Linked DNA regions of Homo sapiens: region 2 is linked to region 1. Evidence: chromatin loops called from intact Hi-C (ENCODE). Cell type or tissue: heart left ventricle. All regions are shown on one strand.

Region 1 (4,000 bases):
GTCTATAATCCCAGTTATTCAGGAGGCTGAGGCAGGAGAATTGCTTAAACCTGGGAGGTAGAGGTTGCAGTGAACCAAGATCACGCCACTGTGCCAAGATCACGCCACTGCGCTCCAGCCTGGGTGACAGAGCGAGAGATTCCATCTCAAAAAAAAAAAAAAAAAAAAAAAAAAGAGGTTTGATCTCAAAAGTAATCAGGGAAATGCAAATTAAAGCCAGACGTCTACCCAGTTGAGTACAACATGAAAACAAACAGAAACCAACCTGGGGAGAAAAATGAATATGAAAAAAGTATAACCCAGTATACATATTTTTTCTTTAAAAAATAATAGAGATGATGTTTCACCATATTCCCCAGGCTGGTCTTGAACTCCTGGGCTCAAGCGATCCACCCACCTCAGCCTCCCAAAGTGCTGGGGTTATAGGCATGAGCCATCAAGCCCAGCCTAACCCAGGATTTTTTAAGGGGCAAATATGTGAATAAGCATTTCACAAAGACAAAATCCAAATAGTGGTATTCAGCAAAAATCTTGACTCTAAGGGATGTGAACAAGTTCACCATTCTTCATTTCTAGGAGGAAGTAATTCATTCTATAAGTATTAATTAATTTGAAGATTTTTGAGTCTCAGAACTTGAACTCTCATGACTTTCAAAATTATAAGCTTCATAATAGTAGGGACTGTAGTTGTTTTGTTCAGGGCTAGAATAGTGACTGGCACTATCACACACACCAAAAAACAGTTAAATACATAAATGAAAAGAAGTATGAAACTACAACTATTTCAGTGTGAATTACCTTCCTGTGTTCTGACACCAGGAGCCTCAGCTGCATTTCAATTTCATTACTTGTTACTGACGCGTCAATTGTGGATGCACACAGAGGTGGAAAGGGAGGAAGGGATGTTGTAGCTCCAGGAGCACACACAGATTTAATTGCTTCCTCACTCATGGGTTTCCATTTGGATTCATCGTTCAAATCAAATACACAGGTTTCTACTGCATCAGAGGGTTGACAATTTCCCAGGAACATCTGATGGTTGAAAACACAACCAATTGTTCGATATGGGTACAGTGGTTTGGGCTGTTCAGCAACTGGAGGTTCATCAGGATTGGTAGGTTTATGGATGTACCTAAAAAAATTAAATAATTTTATATATGAGAACTTAAAAATTAAAAAGGCAGCATCTTACTGAGAAAATTATTCTAACACTTAAGGCCATAACTACTTCTCAGAACTACAGTTTAATACTTGTTTTTCTTTTTTATATTTCCACAATTTGATTACTCTGTATTAATTGTATGGTACGTCTTTACAATATTGAAACCAACTCTGTTAACAACAGAATACATTCTATGTATACTGTTAAGATCAAAGGCCGGATGCGGTAGTCCCAGCACTTTGGGAGGCCGAGGCAGGGGGATCACCTGAGGTCAAGAGTTCGAGACTAACCTGACCAACATGGTGAAACCCCGTCTCTGCTAAAAATACAAAAATTAGCTGGGCATGGGAGCACGTGCCTGTAGTCCCAGCTACTCGGGAGGCTAAGCCAGGAGAATTGCTTGAACCCGGGAGGCGGAGGCTGCAGTGAGCCGTCCAGCCTGAGCAACAAGGGCGAAACTCCATCTCCAAGAAAAAAAAATAAAAATAAAAAAAGTTTGCCTCAGATAACATAATTAAAATAATTTGGTTATGCATTTTTAGGCACAACTAACCAAAACATTATTAGGCATGATTATCAACCAGGGAGAAAGAGGACTCGGGAATGAAAAGAGGGCCCAGGGCTGGGCCTCTAGAACACACACATTTAAAGACAAGATGAAGGAAAAACTAAGAACAGCCAGAGAGGAATAATAAATATTGAAAGACAATGATAAAAAAGAAGCTAAGGAAAGAGAATGTTCCATGAAGAAAGAAGTGAGACAGCCAGGTGGAAAGGGGTCCCCAGAGAAACTCCAACCAGCCTGTGCACTGGGAGGAGTGCACACTGGGGAGAAGCCACAGAAGTTCGAGCAATTTGCAGTGGGGAGGAGCTTGGCCCCTCCTCTTCCTGAGTGGAAGCTGGAATTCAATCTGCGAGGCAGGAAGCACACTAGCAGGCAGGAAGCACACTAGCAGGCACGAAGCACACTAGCAGGCACTCTGGCTTTGTGGAGCGTCCGTTTCCCAGTGTTTTTCCTTTTTGTTCAATAAATTCCATTTTTCTCCCCCTTCAAATTGCCTGCGAGCCTAATTTTTCGTGGCCATGTGACAAGGACTCAGCTCTTAGCTGAACTAAGGAAGAAGTCCTACAACAGAAGTACTCAGCTGTTTCAAAATCTAATGACAGGCTAAAGTACTTTAAAAAATGTGTCCAGTGGATTTGCCAACGTGGAGATGGTAACCACATCAAATTTTAAAAAGAAATCATCATTTACAACTTGAACTTATTTTCAGACTTAGGTATGATCATCAGAAAAAAACATATGCCAGCCAGGTGTGGTGGCTCATGCCTATAATCTCAGCACTTTGGAAGGCCGTGGCAGGTAGACTGCTTGAGCCCAGGAGTTCAAGACCAGCCTAGACAACACAGCAAAAGCTCATCCCTACAAAAAAATTAGCTAGGCATGGCTGTGCACACCTGCAGTCCCAGCTACGCAAGAGGCTGAGGTAGGAGGACCACCAGAACCCAGGAGGGGGAGGCTGCAGTGGGCTGTGACTGTGCCACTGCACTCCAGCCTGAGCAACAGAATGAGACACTGCAAAAAAAAAAAAAGAGAAAACTGAAAAAAAAATATGCTAATCATACAAAACTAGTAAACATAATTTACTGTTTACCAACATCATGTTGGTAAAGAATATTTGAGGTAAAAGTTTTCTTAGAGTTCATTTACTTGGCTGCCATAATTGAAGTACTTTTTTACATAATCACTGAAAAGGCTCTAACTAAAATCATCAACACGTACCTTCAAGTACCATCAATATGGACAAAAAACCCTTATAATTTAAAATACTTATAACTTAAGCCGGACACAGTGGCTCACGCCTGTAATCCCAGCACTTTGGGAGGCTGAGGTAGGTGGATCACCTAAGGTCAGGAGTTCGAGACCAGCCTGGCTAACATGGTGAAAACTTGTCTCTACTAAAAATACAAAAATCAGCCAGGTGCGGTGGCACATGCCTGTAATCCCAGCTACTTGGGAGGCTGAGACAGGAGAATCGGCTTGAACCTGGGAGGTGGAGGTTGCAGTGAGCTGAGATTGTGCCAGTGCACTCCAGCCTGGGCGACAGAGCGAGACTCCATCTCAAAAAAAAAAAAAAAAAAAAACTTATAACTTCATTTTAATATCCTTATAAACTTAGTAAACTAACCTGTGTCCTGTTAAACTCTCCCAAAAAGTGATGGCCCCATCAGTTCCACAAGTCATAACCCATGCATGAGGTACTCCTTTTGCCTTGGTCCCAACACAAACAAAGGCTTCTAATCCATATCCAAGAAGAAGGCTGCACAGAAGGTTAGCGTGATCTTCACAGTCACCCTGGAAGATAAATTAAAATGAAGTATTCATTCTTCCATATTATTTCCTCATTACATACTTAAATACTAAATTATAATAAAAATTTATTGGCTGGGCACAGTGGCTCACGCCTGTAATCCCAACACTTTGGGAGGCCAAGGCGGGTGGATCACATGACGTCAGGAGTTCAAGACCAGCCTGGCCAACATAAGGAAACTCTGTCTCTACTAAAAATACAAAAATTAGCCGGGTGTGGTAGCACACACCATTAGTCCCAGCTACTCAGGAGGCGAGGCAAGAGAATCACGTGAACTTGGGAGGCGGAGGTTGCAGTGAGCTACAATCGCGCCACTGCATTCCAGCCTCAGCAACAGAGTAAGACTCTGTTTCCAAAAAAAAAAAAAAATGTTTATAAAGAACTCACACAACACAGAAAGAAAAGTAGAACATTTTTTTTTTTTTTTTTTTTTGAGACAGGGTCTTCCTCTGTCACCCAGGCTGGT
Region 2 (4,000 bases), 55 kb before region 1:
GAGTAGCTGGGACTACAGGCACCCACCACCATGCCCGGCTAATTTTTTGTATTTTTAGTAGAGACAGGGTTTCACTGTGTTAGCCAGGATGGTCTCGATCTCCTGACCTCGTGATCCGCCCGCCTCAGCCTCCCAAAGTGCTGGGATTACAGGCGTGAGCCACTGTGCCCAGGCCTCAGCTGTGTCCAATCTTTAACATGACCTGTAATACTTGGCACCACCTTGTCTTTCCTACATTTTCTTTAACTCTCCCTCCTTCTCTATGCTTCAGACATCCTTGTGTTCTGTCAGTTTCAAAAACAGCTAGCTCTTTCAGAATCTTCACTATGGTGTCCTTCTTCCTGGAAAGTTCCACTGGATTTACCTAAATCCTTTCCCTCAGCCTGGCTAACTCCTTCAAGCCAAGTCTGTCTTTTAATGCAAAGATGCATGTGACTCTAAGAATGGCACACAACAGATGCTCAATTAATGTGTCAATATTGTTATGTACCTAAGGGAAGAGATGCCGAGAAAAATACTCTAAACAGCCACTATCACTAAGCAGTAGGGTATGAAGTGATTTTTACATTCTTTTACCCTTCAAGATGTTTTAATTTTTACAACAAATATACATTTTTTTTTTTTGAGACAGAGTCTCGCTCTGTTGCCCAGGCTGGAGTGCAGTGGCGTGATCTTGGCTCACTGCAAGCTCCACCTCCTAGGTTCATGCCATTCTCCTGCCTCAGCCTCCTGAGTAGCTGGGACTACAGGCGCCCGCCACCACGCCTGGCTGATTTTTTGTATTTTTAGTAGAGACAGGGTTTCACTGTGTTAGCCAGGATGGTCTCAATCTCCTGACCTCGTGATCTGCCCGCCTTGGCCTCCCAAAGTGCTGGGATTACAGGTGTAAGCCACTGCGCCTGGCCAACATCATTTCTACAAATGCTACAAATGAATAAATGTACTTTGAAAAACTAAATAAAAATCTAGTCCCTTCCCACACAGATCCCATCCGCATTGCATTATGTGTGCTGAAAAATACTGGTTTTATTTTATTTAAATCATTTTAATTTTTCACTAAGACAGACTGATAAGGCAAATTCTTTTTTGTTTTGTTTTTTGAGAGAGTTTCACTCTTGTCACCCAGGCTGGAGTGCAATGGCATGATCTTGGCTCACTGCAACCTCCACCTCCCAGGTTGAATCAATTCTCTTGTCTCAGCCTCCCAAGTAGCTGGGATTACAGGCAACCACCACCATGCTCAACTAATTTTTTGTATTTAGTAGAGCCAGGGTTTCACCATATTGGCCAGGCTGGTCTCGAACTCCTGACCTCAGGTGATCCGCCTGCCTCGGCCTTCCAAAGTGCTGGGATTACAGGCGTAAGCCACTGCACTCGGCCTTTTTTTTTTTCTTGAGATGGAGTCTCACTCTGTCGCCCAGGTTGGTGCGCCCTGGAGTGGTCTCGGCTCACTGCAACCTCTGCCTCAAGGGTTCAAGCCATTCTCCTGCCTCAGCCTCCCGAGTAGCTGGGATTACAGGCACGTGTCACCACACCCAACTAATTTTGTATTTTTAGTAGAGACGGAGTTTCGCCATGTTGATCAGCTGGTCTCGAACTCCTGACCTCAGGTGATCCGCCCGCCTCGGCCTCCCAAAGTGTTGGGATTACAAGCGTAAACCACCATGCCTGCCTAATAAGGCAAATTATTAAAAAAAAAAAAACATTCTACATGGCTGGGAGTGGTGGCTCACACCTGTAATCCCAGCACTTTGGGAGGCTGAGGCGGGTGGATCACTTGTGGTCAGAAGTTTGAGACCAACCTGACCAATATGGTGAAACCCCGTCTCTACTGAAATTACAAAAATTAGCCAGGCGTGGTGGCGTGTGCCTGTAGTCCCAGCTACTCGGGAGGCTGAGGCAGCAGAATTACTTGAACCCAGGAGGCGGGGGTTGCAGTGAGCCGAGATCGTACCACTACACTCCAGCCTGGGTGACAGAGCAAGACACTGACTCAAAAAAAAAAAAAAAAAAATCTACATACTCTATTGTAAAGTACTGGGAGGTGTTTAAGCTACCCATATAGTAAATATGGTAAACTCTTTTGAGACCAGCCTGGCCAACATGATGAAACCCCATCTCTACTAAAAATACAAAAATTAGCCAGGCATGGTGGTGGACACCTGTAATCCCAGCTATTTGGGAGGCTGAGACAGAATTGCTTGAACCTGGGAGGCAGAGGTTGCAGTGAGCCGAGATCACGCCACTGCACTCCAGCCTGGGCGACAGAGTGAGACTCCATCTCAAAAAAAAAAAAAAGTAATTATAAAATATTTACTCCCAGATAATTTGAGTTATTCTGAAATCCTTTGCCAGACATATAACTATTATTTGTCTTCAGATATAGTAAAAACTATTCAAAGGAACACTACTTGTATAAATTATGTATCCTATGGTCAAATCATGTCCCCTGATAGACATCTATGACTGTAACCCAGAAAGGTCATTTTAGTAATAAATGCCAACTGGGCGGGGGTGGGGGAAGCATGACTGAATTTCAAATATGCCAAGTGACTGTCATAATGTCCTAGTCTATGTCTGATACATGAAATCTAAGTGGAGATTATCTATTCATCACACTACAATGATCCCTCTGCCAAGACCTCTATTAAAATTGACACTCGGAAGCGGCAACTCATGTACAGACACAATTTCCTCTGAGGACGTACAAACTGATTTCCACACCGTGTTGCGGCCATGGGAATTCAGGTGTGTTTGGGGTCTTTAATCCAAAAAGACAGAAAGTAGAATGCAAGCATTCCTAAACATTCCTCTTAGCCTGCTGACCAAGGAGAAAATGCTGTTGTTACCAGCAGTTACTGGAGTTTATTCTTCCAGTCCTCTTTGACAATACATTTCATCATTTTAACTTCTTGTGATGCAATTCCATTTACAAACCCATAAAGCGTAAGATCAGGCAAAGCCATCTGCTAAAAGAGTAGATTCAATAATAATTGCCTTGTTGTTTCTACAAGATATTTTAAGATTTAATTAGTTTGGTATCAAATACTATTTCTCAGTCACATAAAACAGCCTCATTTATGCAGCTAAAGTTGTGCATGCATGCAAATATTTTCATGTGTGCATAACTACTACTTTCTTCTTTCAGGTTGGATTTTTTAGTTACTTTTGAAATTAAGGGCTACCCATTGTCAATTAAAAGAGGCAATACAGGGCGGGGCATGGTAGCTCATGCCTGTAATCCCAGCACTTTGGGAGGCCAAGGCGGGTGGATCACCTGAGGTCAGGAGTTCGAGATCAGCCTGGCCAACATGGTGAAACCCCGTCTCTACTAAAAATACAAAAATTAGCTGGGCGTGGTGGCGGCTGCCTGTAATCCCAGCTACTCAGGAGAATCACTTGAACCCAGGAGGCAGATGTTACAGTGAGCTGAGATCACACCACTGCACTCCAGCCTGGACAACAGAGAGAGACTCCATTCCCCACACCGCCCCGCCCCCCCCCAAAAAAAGGAAATACAAATCTAATTGTCACCTAAACGAGCCAGAAGGTAGAATCAATTATGGGTAGTGAGCTGATTTAGCTAAAGACAAAAAAAGACATTTTAAAATGTTATACTCCGTATAAAGCAGCAAACCCCATTTACAGCCTTTAGTAGTTTATTTTAGGATGCTCAGAAAACATTAAAAATTGATATAGCCCTGTTTGGGTCAAAAACTGTACATAACCAGATCGAGGTCCAAGAGACTATGATGTATTTCTTGGCTTCTCTCAAGATCTCTGGGTCCCCTAAAGCAGATTTGACTTTCCAGGAGGTTCAACTATATAGAACAATTCTTGAATCATTTTGAGTAATTTGGAATCAGACTACTTTACAAGTTCCTACAGTACAGACCCTGTCCTCATCTAAGAGGTTGAAGGTTCATGGACTGCGTTAACACTTTTGTCAAGGTTACATCTAACAGGACTATATCCGTTGGCTATAAAATGCCAAGAACTG

Evidence for each region. Hi-C counts contacts between places; a loop is a spot of excess contacts. Peaks named below come from ENCODE experiments on the same cell type or tissue, not always from the same donor. Only the 100,000 strongest peaks of a DNase experiment are listed, where the experiment ranks them.
Region 2: it touches region 1 in a loop (4-fold over the local background); 1 of 110 quality-filtered maps calls a loop at or near these places.

Annotation. Positions count from the first base shown.
Region 1 is chr18:12,677,311-12,681,310 of GRCh38, forward strand. CEP76 (centrosomal protein 76) reads right to left here. Exons shown (of 12, transcript NM_024899.4): 9 at 3,352-3,518; 10 at 799-1,132. It also overlaps a transcript of PSMG2 not described here. Among named protein-coding and RNA genes, the nearest start is that of SPIRE1, 21 kb to the left of the region's middle. In heart left ventricle, no CTCF peak of the experiment used is centred here; a DNase peak (open chromatin) is centred at 2,071; H3K4me3 peaks cover 401 bases; H3K27ac peaks cover 1,301 bases.
Region 2 is chr18:12,622,548-12,626,547 of GRCh38, forward strand. The region is part of intron 2 of SPIRE1 (spire type actin nucleation factor 1); the gene reads right to left. Among named protein-coding and RNA genes, the nearest start is that of SPIRE1, 34 kb to the right of the region's middle. In heart left ventricle, no CTCF peak of the experiment used is centred here; no DNase peak of the experiment used is centred here.